Regions from separate parts of the Homo sapiens genome. Here region 1 is linked to region 2. The links are chromatin contacts, found by Hi-C or POLR2A ChIA-PET in ENCODE. All regions are on one chromosome and are shown on one strand. Each heading gives the region's core, a stretch centred on a gene start or an enhancer-like site at or near the end of the contact. The rest is flanking DNA. Distances are from core to core; before and after follow the strand shown. Region 1 has its middle 13 kb from the start of CCNQ. Region 2 holds the start of DUSP9 (dual specificity phosphatase 9).

Region 1 (5,635 bases), core at 558-3,057, 36 kb before region 2:
ATTACAGGCATGAGGCACCATGCCTGGCATGTATACTTTAAATGGGGAAACTGGGTGAAGGGTACATGGGACCTCCCTGCACTGTCTTTAGAACTTCCTGTGAATCTATCACAACTCAAAATAAAGACAAACCAACAAAAGAAGGTGTCAGGTGGACTGGGCTCATTCAGGTGTTGGCAGAATTCAGTTCCTTGGAGCTATAGGCCCTAGTTTCACCTTCCCGCCATCAATGATGCCAAGAGCTCTTCCCATCATCTCTGCATCTTTCTGACTTCGGCTTCTGGCCTTGGCCAGTGAAGCTCTGCTTGTATGAGCTCCTCTCCCTATGTTAAGGTCAACTGATGAGTAGCCCAAATCACATCGGCAAAGTCCCTTTGGCCATGTAATGTAACATACTCACGGGCGTGACACGGGGATGAAGGTCATGGGGGCCGAAATTCTGCCTACCAGAAGTGGATTATTTCAAAGCTATTTGGGATGGAGAATCCCCAGGATCAGTGAGGAGGTGGATGTTGGGGAGGAGGAAGAGGAGATATCAAGGAGCTCTCCCAAGTCTGGGCCAACCAGGTGGGTGAAGGTGCCAGTCTCCGAGATGAGGAACGGGTGTGGGAAGCAGAAGCGCTCCATTGTGACATGTGGAGTTTGAGGGGCCTATGTCTTCCTGGGGGTTGTCCCCTAAGGGAAAGGTCTGGACAGGCATAAGAGGGACTGAGGTCACCCAGGACGAGGGTGGCGGGTGAAAAGGAGCTGCCGGGGCAGCGGGCCGCCGCGAGCCCCTCCTGGGATCTTCCGCCCCAAGCCCAGCCTGCGATTCCCTCCCTGGACCCCTTCTCCTTCCTCTCCGAAGCCCTCCCTGGAAGGAGCCCCGCATGCTGACCGCAGCTGCCGCTAGGGGGCAGAGCCGTCTACACCAAAAGCCACACCGCTCCAGCGTGCGCGTGCGGGGAGGTGCGCGAGCGCGTGTGCACGCACGGCGGGGGCTCGCTTGACGCTGAGTCCGGCGAACTAAGCTCGCCACCCCCACCCCATCCCCCTGCTGCTGGGAGCCCCAGGCAGTCCCCGGCCAAGGCGCTCCAAAAGGTCCCCTCTGTTGAGGACTGGGAAGCAGACCCCGCCCCAGTGCCCCCCAAAGCGCCCGCCCTCCCCTGGTGTGGCTGGAGAGGGGTCTGATCCGGCGGGGCTGAGCTCGGAGCTGGGTCTCCTCCGGGCCCGGGGTTGCGGCGGGGGGCGGTCACTCCCCCTCCCTGCCTCAGCCCCGCACCCTCCACGCCGTGTCTCCAGCATCGAAATTCACAGCAAAATACACAACTAGTGAAGAACTGGGCTCGGGTCCCAGAAATAGGCTGCCCTTTCCAGAGGGTGACGGGAATATCCTCCCTGCTTCCCGTTGCCATGGTTTCCGCTCAGCCACCAGGCAGCCTGTTGCGCGGCAGCCATTTGCCGCGACGGGATGCTGCTGCCGCTGGTGTGCAGCAGGCCGCCACGCGAGGAAGGGGACAGACTGCCCTGGAGACCCGCCCACCACGGAGAAAAGGCCACGGATCTAAAGACACCGGAGGGCGGCTACGCGGGCCAGATGGACAAATGCTAGAGTCAGCACCTGTCTGTGGGGGCGCCCTTGGCCTGGGCGCTGGACCTAGGCCATCAGGACTGGAGAGCCTTCTTCTCTTCTGGCCAGAGAAAGAGCAAAGGGTGGCTTCCTGACAGGTCCGGAGCTGGCACAGCACAACAGAGCCTAGAAAATCACTAGCAGGGCTGAGCTCGGGGTTCCACCGCTGCAGCCTTCCTGTTGGACCCAGTCTGCTCAAGGACTCCCTCACAGCCCAGTGCTTTCTGTTCACCCCGGGGCGCTCCCAGCCCAGCCTCCTAGCCTCAGTGAGTGGGAAATGTCTGTACTGCCCACTTGTCCTCAAACGCATGTCCTTGCTCGGCTGCTCCCTGCTCTGCCCCATCTGGAGGGGACAGGGTGAGGAGGCGCCCTGGAGGCCTGGCCCCAGCTTGGGCAACACAGCCTAGCGGGGTGATCACACCTGGGTCTGCAGCCCCTCCAGCACTTCCTGGGGCTGTGCCGGCCATTCCAGACCATTCCTGTTGGTGGAACTCATGACAGGGCTTGTTTACGCCAGTCACTGTGTTCTGACACCTCCCCCACCCCGATCATTAACTTTTCTGGTCCTTTTCAGTTATTAAAATTCAGCCCAGACTCACATCCCATGGGCCTCCCCTCCCCATCCTTGGGGCTGGAATGGACTGGAATGGAGAGGAGGTGACCTGACCTCCCTTCCCTCCCTTCCCACCCCCCACCCCCCCGGGCCGGGGCAGGCAGAACTTGTGCCAGGGTGAGGGGGTGAGAGGGGCCCCATCTTTGCCTGGGCTTTTTGATGCCTGCCAATGGGGTCGCCCTTTTCTGAGGGCAGGCTCAGCCCCTTCCTTGCTGAGGCTAAAGACCCTCTGGGATTGGGAAGCGCTGTCCTCTCTGGGCCCCACCAGCGTCTACCGGACCCCCTCAGACCTCTGGCCCCCACACCTTGTGCCCCCAGGGCAGAAGGCAGCTGGGGTAAGAGTGCCTTCAGTCCTGCCAGGCTCAGCAAATGTCCTGCCTTCAGAAACCTCAGCAGGCAGACAGGCAGGTGCCTCCTCAGGAATACAGCGTGCCCCCCATCCCCAGGGGGACGTACCCAGCTCTCCCCACAGCCTCCGGGGACTGCGGGCTGTGTCCACAGCTCTGGCAGGGCCTTATTTTCTCCCAGCTTTTTGGCATTTTATGGATTAAAAACACAGCATTCCCCTAAGGGCAGCCTGCTTCCGTCCGGGCTTCTGTGGGAGTGAGTAAGGCTGGTCTCCTGAGGGAAGTGTGTGATTCTTGCCGGGGCCAGAGGCCAAGACGAGCCAGGAGGGCACTTACCCCTTTGGGGCATCTTGCCCTTGTCCTTTCTGTTTTCTCTACTCAGGCCTCTCCCCTGAGCTGAGGAAACCAAGAGAATTCTTGTCCTTTTGGATAAAGACCTTTTCCTAAGATCGTTTTCTCCTAGAAATAAGCATACTTTATTAAGATATTTTGGACTGGCCGTGCACAGTGGCTCATGCCTGTAATCCCAGCACTTTGGGAGGCCAAGGCGGCGGGGATCACGAGGTCAGGAGTTTGAAAGCAGCCTGGCCAACATGGTGAAACCCCGTCTCTACTAAAAATACAAAAAATTAGCCGGGCGTGGTTGCACACGCCTGTAATCCTAGCTACTCTAGGAGGCTGAGGCAGGAGAATTGCTTGAACCCGGGAGGCGGAGGTTGCAGTGAGCTGAGATCACACCACTGCACTCCAGCCTGGGGGACAGAGTGAGACTTCGTCTAAGGAAAAAAAAAAAAAAAAAAGATATTTTGGACTGATTTTGTGTGTCCTGATGCAGTTTTTCTTTGTGCATTAAACATAGTGAAACACACAGTGCAGCCAAGTGTGGGGCCACACTGCCTCGCTTCCCTCTTCCCCTCACAGAGCCGGGCACGACAGCTGCGGGCACAGGGAGCAATCGCCTGGAGCCAGAGGGGGCAACGCCAGCCCAAGGGCAAATGGGCAACCCTGTGCAAAAGGCTCTGGCAACCAGATCATCTACTTTAGAAGAAAGGAGAAGAAAAAGAGCCCCCAGGAGAGGAAGTAGCCCCTAACCCGACTGACAAGCAATCCGTTCGCAAAGACAGAAGGGCCTTCAGTGAATTGGTTTCAAAGTGCTTGATTTCTTAAAACCAGAACAATTGATCATTAGAGAACTGATTAAGCTACAGCCGCTGTTGAATAAAAGGTAAAAATAAACTCCTTCATTTGAATTCCAAATTCAGGCTTGGAGGTGACCTAGCCATGAGGCAAACTGGCTGTGGGTGGACAGGGCTGCACACGGAGCTGGTGGGTGGACGTCACCTGAAGTCTTCTCTCCTCCCAAAGTGTGGGTGCTGGGACCCCAAGGGCACAGTGTGAATGTCCCCAGCACTTAACACCAGGGTAGCCCAGGTACAGAGGCTGCTGAGGGGCTGGTGCAGGTTCTCCAAGGGCCACTGCTATGCCCAGAATGAGCCACTAGTTCTGGATCAGGAGGAGCAGGGGGTGAGGAGGGGGGGGGGTCCCAAAGGAGAGACTGGTTCGGGGGCAGCTGCAATTTACCAACGGGTACAGAAGTACTTTGACATCTTAGCCGCAGGCACAGCCCTACCAGTGGGTACCAGCTGTTGTGACCAGAGATGGCAGCAGTCAGAGCCAGTCCTGGGACCCAATTTTTCCCCTCATCTGTTACCTGGGGGGGTCACCAGGGCCTAATGAAGACTTTTGAGGTTTCTCAGCCACAAAAGGATCACGGTGCCTCTCCATATGGAATTCAGCAGAACTCTCACCTTTTAAAACGGTCTAGTAGATACTGAGTAGACACAAAAGGACATTTACAAAATATGTGTAAGTGTAAAGAACAATACAACAAACCTCTGTGTACTCACCACCAGCTTAGAAGAAAGGTAACGTTCCCTTTGAAGGACCTTGGGTGACCCTTCTCATTGCCCCATGTCCCCTACCCCCACTTCAGAGGTGACCTTCTGGAATTTTGCATATACCACTCCTGTGTATTTCTTTATAGTTTCACCACCTTTGCATCCCCAAACAATATATTTTTTAGTTTTGCCTGTTTTGAATTTTATACAAATGGAATCATACTGTCTGTATTATTCTGTAACCTGCCTTTCCGCTGAATGTGGTATTCCCGAGACGAAGAGCTGTAATCCATTCTTCCCGCAAGCATTCTGTTCTGTTGTGGGATTAAACTACAACTGATCTCTGCATCATCTGCTTGGTGGAAGGGGGAATTGTTTCCACTTTTTGGGCTGTTACCAGAGTCCTGATGCCCAGCACAAGTTTCACTAGTGGGCATATCCAGAGGAAAATCCCTGGGCCACCAGAAATGTACACTTGCAACTTTGCTGGGCAATGAAAAATTGTTTTCTCAAGTGGTTGTACCAATCCATATGCCCCCCCCTGTAGTATACAAGCTTTCTAGCGGTTTCACAGCCTTGCCAACACTTGATGTCGTCAGACCTTATTTTCCATATGGATAACCAATTGTCCAGCATTATTTATTGAACATCTCCTTCCCCCACTGGCCAGCAATGCCAGCTTTGTCATACATCAAGGTTTTTGTTGTTGTTGTTGTTTGTTTGTTTGTTTTGAGACAGGGTATCACTCTGTCACCCAAGCTAGAGTGCAGTGGCGCGATCTCAGCTCACCACAGCCTCGACCTCCCGGGCTCAGGTGGTCCTCCCACCTTAGCCCCCTGAGTAGCTGGGACTACAGATGCCCGCCACCATGCCTGGCCAATTTTTTGTACGTTTTGTAGAGACAGGGTCTCACCATGTGTTGCCCAGGCTGGTCTCAAACTCCTGGGCTCAAGTGATCCTCCTCTTCAGCCTCGCAAAGTGCTGGGATTCCAGGCATGAGCCACTGTGCCCAGCCCGCACTATCTTAAATATGGCACCTTTATAATAATTCTTAGAATCTGCCGAGGCAACTCCACCCACCTCCTCCTTCTCTCTGTCTTAGCTGTGCCATTTGTTCTTCCATATAGATTTAAGAACCACCTTGTCAAGCTCCGTTTACAAATGGCAT
Region 2 (5,597 bases), core at 2,671-5,170:
AAATAGCCTTCGACACCCCCCAGCACATCTCTGAGTCCCTCCCTCCCTCACCCCCAACACCTGGCACGCGGGCTCTAGAGGCTGCAGCATTTGGTGGCATCCCTGCCAGGCACCTCTGGCTCCCCTTCGGCAGAGGCTCAGCAGCCTTGGGCCCCCCAGGTGCCTCCCTAAACAGACCTTGAGACTCCCCAGCGACTAGCTTGGCCTCTTCCCTAAGAAATAAAGAAGGCACTTTGGGGTCCAAGGTAGGGTACTTAGATGTGGAAGCAAGGGGCCCCGGGGAGGGGCGGGGAGGCGGCGGAGAGAGCCCGGCGCTGAAATGGAGGCGGCCCAGGTGGGACCAAAGGGGCGCCAGCTGCCCGGCAAGCACGTAGTAGGTGGGTTCCATGGGGGCTGGCGTCCGCGCGCGCTGTCTGGGTGCCTGCCTGCGTGTGTGTTACGGGGAGGGCTGTGTGTGCACGTGTGCTTGTGCGTGTCGGGGTGGGGGAGGAGTGTGTGATCGGCAGAAGGAAAAGCAGGAGCAGCTCCCTCAGGCAACAATTGGTTTCATTCATTCATGCCTTCTTTGTTAACGAGCATTTCTTCCGCGAGCGCCGGGCGCGTGCCAGGCCCTGCACTGGGGGCTGGGGCCAGCCTGGGGCCGGGCACACACCCGTTCCTGCCTTGGAGGAACTCCCAGTCCCGCGAGGAGACCGACCAGGAAAAGCAGAAAGCCATCCCCAGCAGAAAGTGGATTTGGTGGAAAAGACACTGGATTTGGCAGGCACGCTGTCGCCGGGACTTGTGCTCTTGGCCATGTGACCCGGCCGCGACAGCCGAAATCCTGTCACTCGGCCCGGCGGGAACGGTGCATCTCGTGGGGGAAGGCGGCGCGGCGCCGCTCTCGGGAGGCTCCCGGGACCAGAGGGCGCACGCGGCGCGCGCGAGGCCTGCAGGCGGCGGCGTCCCCGCGGCCTCCAGGGGGCGCTGGCCCGGCCCGGCGGAGGCCCGGGGCGCCCGGCGGGGGCGGGTGCGGGGGCGGGGGCGGGGGCGGCAGGCGCAGCGCCCACCCTGCGGCGGGCAGCGAGCGCGCGGCCTGGCTCAGCCCGCCGGAGGGGGCCAGACGAGGCCCGGGCGCGCGGCGCGGCCTCCCCCAGCACAGCGCACCCGGGAGCGGCTGCCGGCGGGGCGGCGCCCAGAGCCGGCGCTACAGGGGGCCTGAGTGGGGGCGGCCCGGCGAGGGTCGCGGGTGAGAGGGGGATTAGGGGGTTGGCTGCGCTCAGCCCTGCAGTGCGGAGGTGGCAACAGGTTCCCATTTGTCCTGTTGCTGGCGCTGCGGGCGCTGTGGGCCCCGAGCACTGAGCTCTGACTTTGGAAATTGAGCCCCTCATGGCCTCCTCCCAAATGCTTTCTCCCGGTGCGAGGACTTGGCAGCAGGGCTCCGCAGTTAGGTGCAGGGGAGCCCCTCGCCAAGCGTCGGGAGACGTGGACCCTTGGATCCTAGGCTTCCCCTCCCTTCCCCATTGCGGAGGTTGCCTCTCCCCGTCCTCATTCCAGCCCAGCTCCTCTCACCTCCAGGGAACCCTCTCCAGAGAGCGCCACTGAGCAGCTCAGGAGCTCCCTCTCTAGCCGAACTGAGCCCCCACGGCAGGGCGGGCCGGGGAAGTGGCTGTCCAGCTCCCTGCTGGTCACAGCCCTGCGCCACCCCCACTCTCCACAACAAGACTGGCACATGGCAGAACCTCCGTGGTGCCTTCAACCCCTGCCCACTCTGAGCTCCCACCCACAGCTGCAGTGGGCCTGGAGGCAGCCCCCAGGCTGGGTGCCGGTGTCCACCTCCACCACTGTGGAGCTAGGCTGTGGACAGAAAACAGAAGACAAAGTCCCTGCCCCAGGAACACACTGAGAAAGGGGGAAAGTGACCACACTAGGGAGCACAGAGGAGGGAGACTACTGGCTCCGAGTTGGGAAGGCTGCCTGGAGGAGGGGGCCTGAAGAATGAGCAGAATCTCAGAATCTGGGCAGGGGGCATAGGAGGGAGGCCTGGGCTGGGGCCCTTGCCCACTGGGTGAGAGAAGGAAGGGCACAGTCCAGCTGCCCAAAGCCCTTGGATGCAGGAATTAGGACTCTTGTTAGACGCAGGGACATGGGGGGTGTGGCCGGAAAGCAGCCCAGTGCCAGGGTCCTGGGAGTCCCCGGCTAGCAGCCCACTGCCCGAAAGGGAGGGAGAGAGGCAAACTGGAAGCCCCTTAGAGGTGACCCACCTAGCTTTCCGTCACCTGCCCTCTTACCTAACCATGACCTGAGACATTTTCTCCTCTAACTCCATGGCTCCTGAGAGGAGTCTTTAGACTCGTAGTTTGCTTTGCATTTTCCACTTGTTAGAAAAATGCTTTGTGGTGCCCATCCTCGTGTGCATAACTTTGCTTTCTTTTACTTTAGTTCCTTAGATTCCCAAAAGTGGTCAAAGGGTTGGGATTTTTTCCTAGCTCTTGATATTGCCAGATTAATTTCCAAAGGGGCCGTACCAATATATAACCCTGCAACAGTTGAACAGCACGCTGATTTCACAGCAATCTTGCCAGCACTGCGTGTTCTCAAAAATGAGAACATTTCTAATGCAGTAGGTGGGAAGTGTTACCTCGTTGGTCATTGTTACTTGTTTATTGGAGTGGCTTTCCTTCCACGCCTGAAGTTGAACCTTCCCCCAAATATTTGTTAGGCCACCGCATTCCCTCCTTCCTGCAGTATGCAGTGTTTTCAGGTTCTTTGCCCATTTATCTACAGGGGTCTTAACCTTTTAGTTGGGTATGAGCTTTATCTTATCTGGCGTACATTTTCCTTCAACACTGTTATTTGCTTTTGTTGAGCTTTAAGCAGAGAAGGGACTTTTAGCCAGATCAGCATTGTGGACACCTCCCCCTGACCCTGGTCTCCTGCCTCAGTGCTCACCACACCTGAGACCTTGTCCAGTGCTCTTGCTGCCTGTGGATCTGTCCCGCCTGTTGTGCCCATGGAGGAAAGGATGGAGGCCACCAGCCTTGGTTGAGTGGATGGCATTCTGACGTTGGGCAGGGCTGGGCAGGGCAGGGTGGAGGGCAGGTCGTTGCAGGCCCGGAGGCAGGGAGACTGTTGTGCAAGACGTGACAGTGACCTGGCCTAAAGCTGATGAATTTGAGCCCTCGGCTAGGGCAAGGGACAGGGGAGAGAGGCGTGGATGTGAGAGATATTTAGGTAGAAACTAGTTCTTTCCACTTTGATTAGCCGAAGGGGGGTTAAGGGAAGGAGGCAGAGGGGGGAGCCACGGGTGACTCTTAGGATCAGTAATGTGATAAGAGCAGAGTGCCCCAGTTTAGGGCTGGGAGCTCAGGGTTCCTGGGTGCTTTTGGCCAGTCCTGTGCGAGTGAAGCGGGCTGGTATTGGTAGGTATCCAGGAGCTACCCCTGCCTGCCTAGCCCTGCAGCAGACCTCTGGGCCAAAGCTGCACTAAGTTTCTGGTCCTGCCTCCTCCTCCCCTCCGTGATTTCGGTGGCATCCCAAGTTTGCCCAAGCTGCTAGCTCTGAGCCCATTACAGAGATGGGGCCACTGAGATCCAGGCAGGGGAGAAGATGCTCCAGTATCACCCTGTGAGTTGGGCTGGAGGCAGCTTCTGCGGCAGAGGGGCTGGGCTCTGGTCCTCACCCCTCCCCCTGCCTCCCGAGGCCAGGCTGGCGCCGGCCAGGGGAGCCGCAGCTGGTCCCCTGCTGGGCCCCTGACCTGCCCTTGGCCTCTGCCCCGACCCCGTCCCGCCTCGGTGGAAGCCCCAGCTCAGCCGACTCGCAGGTCCCACCCGACTGCTTCGGCTAGCACCCGTTGGCTCACCGGCCCGCCGGGCCCGCCCCCGGAGCCCCGCCCCGGCCCGCCCCTCGGAGTTGTAACTCCACGTCCGAAGGCAGTTTCCAAGGTGGAAGCTGGGTCCGGCTGCCAGGAAGCGGCCGGTGCGCGGGCTGCGCGGGCTGCGCGGGGCTCGGCTTCCACGTGCGAGCCTGCACCGCCGCCCCGCCCTCTCCTGGCGGCCAGGCCTGGGGACTCTCTGCCGCGGGACGGCGCCTCGCGTTCCGCCGTGGCAGTGGCCGTGGCCAGAACGTCCACGCGCGGTCGTCCACCGCCGGATCTCGCTCCAGGTCTCTTTCCTTTTGTTCTCTCCTAGGGGTAGGGGGAGATGGGGGACCGGGGGCCAGACCACCTCTGAGAGGACTCGCTGAGGCCCAGCACCTCGGCGCCTCCTCTGTTCCCCTGGCCCACCTGGCCCTGGGGGAGATCTAGGCCTCGAACGGCACTCCTCGCACGCACACCCCCAGCCAGAGTCGGAAGCTCGAACTTGGGGAGCGTTCGCGAGAAGACCGAGACAGGAGCAGAAAGGGGGTATGGAGGGAGGCGGCTGCGACCTCAGGGTACCCCAAGATGAGCCTCGAAGGGGCGGTTAGCCGCTCAGCCCTCTTCTCGAGGACCCTTCCCCGGGCCGAGCTGCTGCCTGGGGGGTTTCTTGGGGCGCCTTGTTGGGAGTCCTCATGGTGGGGGACCCTGGGCTCCCGCCTTCAGGACGCGGGGCCGGCTTCAAGTCTGAGCCCCCTCGGCCCTCCGGTAGCTCACACCGCGCCTTCTCTCTCTTCGCAGCGCCCGTGGTCCAGCGTGTAGGGAGCCGATCGCCCATGGAGGGTCTGGGCCGCTCGTGCCTGTGGCTGCGTCGGGAGCTGTCGCCCCCGCGGCCGCGGCTCCTGCTCCTGGACTGCCGCAGCCGCGAGCTGTACGAGTCGGCGCGCATCGGTGGGGCGCTGAGCGTGGCCCTGCCGGCGCTCCTGCTGCGCCGCCTGCGGAGGGGCAGCCTGTCGGTGCGCGCGCTCCTGCCTGGGCCGCCGCTGCAGCCGCCCCCGCCTGCCCCCGTGCTCCTGTACGACCAGGGCGGGGGCCGGCGCCGGCGCGGGGAGGCCGAGGCCGAGGCCGAGGAGTGGGAGGCCGAGTCGGTGCTGGGCACCCTGCTGCAGAAGCTGCGAGAGGAAGGCTACCTGGCCTACTACCTCCAGGGTAGGTGCCGCGGGGCCCTCCTTCCAGGGGGTTCGGGATTCATTTGACCTTAGGCCAGCCCCACTTCTTTTTTTCTAAAGCGAGTTGAGGCCCCCCTCCCCTGATGACCTGCCAGGCTGCTTTGAGAGGAGGGAAGCCTGAGTGTGACCGTGGGGAAGTTCTTCACCCTCGGCAGCCCAGTCTCTGAGCCTGGAAAATGGGGAGAATTAGCCTGACCTGAGCTAGTTCTCAGGATGCTCAAGAACGAATTACAAAGTGCGGGCTCCCCAGGGTCTCGGCAAGGGTATCCCCACCTCCCCAACCTGCTCAGGAATGAGCAAGGGAGGCAGGGGTCAGACAGCACTGGTGCAATCACGGCTCACTGAAGCCTCCTGGGCTCAAGCGATCCTCCTGCCTTAGCCTCCCGAACAGCATATAAAGTGTCAGGTGTCCAGCCCGGGGAAATAGTATCTGTAAATAGAGATGCTGGCTTCTTGAGCCATATTCTCCCCCAAGTTCCCCCACATCTTGGGGTCCCACTTCATCCCTGAGAGTCAGGAGATGCCCAGGCAGA

The links. A loop is a pair of places that touch in the nucleus more often than their neighbours do. ChIA-PET counts read pairs that join two places held with the same protein, here RNA polymerase II (POLR2A). Pooled maps may share reads with other maps.
Region 1: a loop to region 2 is called in a map of IMR-90, with 15 times the contacts of the local background. The contact joins the enhancer-like site here to the promoter of DUSP9 in region 2. A Hi-C loop is called at or near these places in 18 of 168 maps with a recorded cell type or tissue (B cell, CD4-positive, alpha-beta T cell, CD4-positive, alpha-beta memory T cell and 11 more), 20 of 37 single-sample maps with no recorded cell type and 25 of 50 pooled maps. POLR2A ChIA-PET finds 5 or more read pairs at or near these places in 8 of 52 experiments (A549, B cell, CD4-positive, alpha-beta T cell and 4 more).

What each region holds. Positions count from the first base shown.
Region 1 is chrX:153,609,121-153,614,755 of GRCh38, forward strand. No RefSeq gene overlaps it. Among named protein-coding and RNA genes, the nearest start is that of CCNQ, 13 kb to the left of the region's middle. RefSeq lists a silencer at 859-968. Within about 2 kb of position 1,808, at least 6 of the 41 ENCODE cell types and tissues checked have a DNase peak (open chromatin) inside an H3K27ac peak, as active enhancers do.
Region 2 is chrX:153,643,283-153,648,879 of GRCh38, forward strand. It overlaps DUSP9 (dual specificity phosphatase 9), which reads left to right and starts at 3,921. Exons shown (of 4, transcript NM_001318503.2): 1 at 3,921-4,143; 2 at 4,637-5,044. The coding sequence starts at 4,672.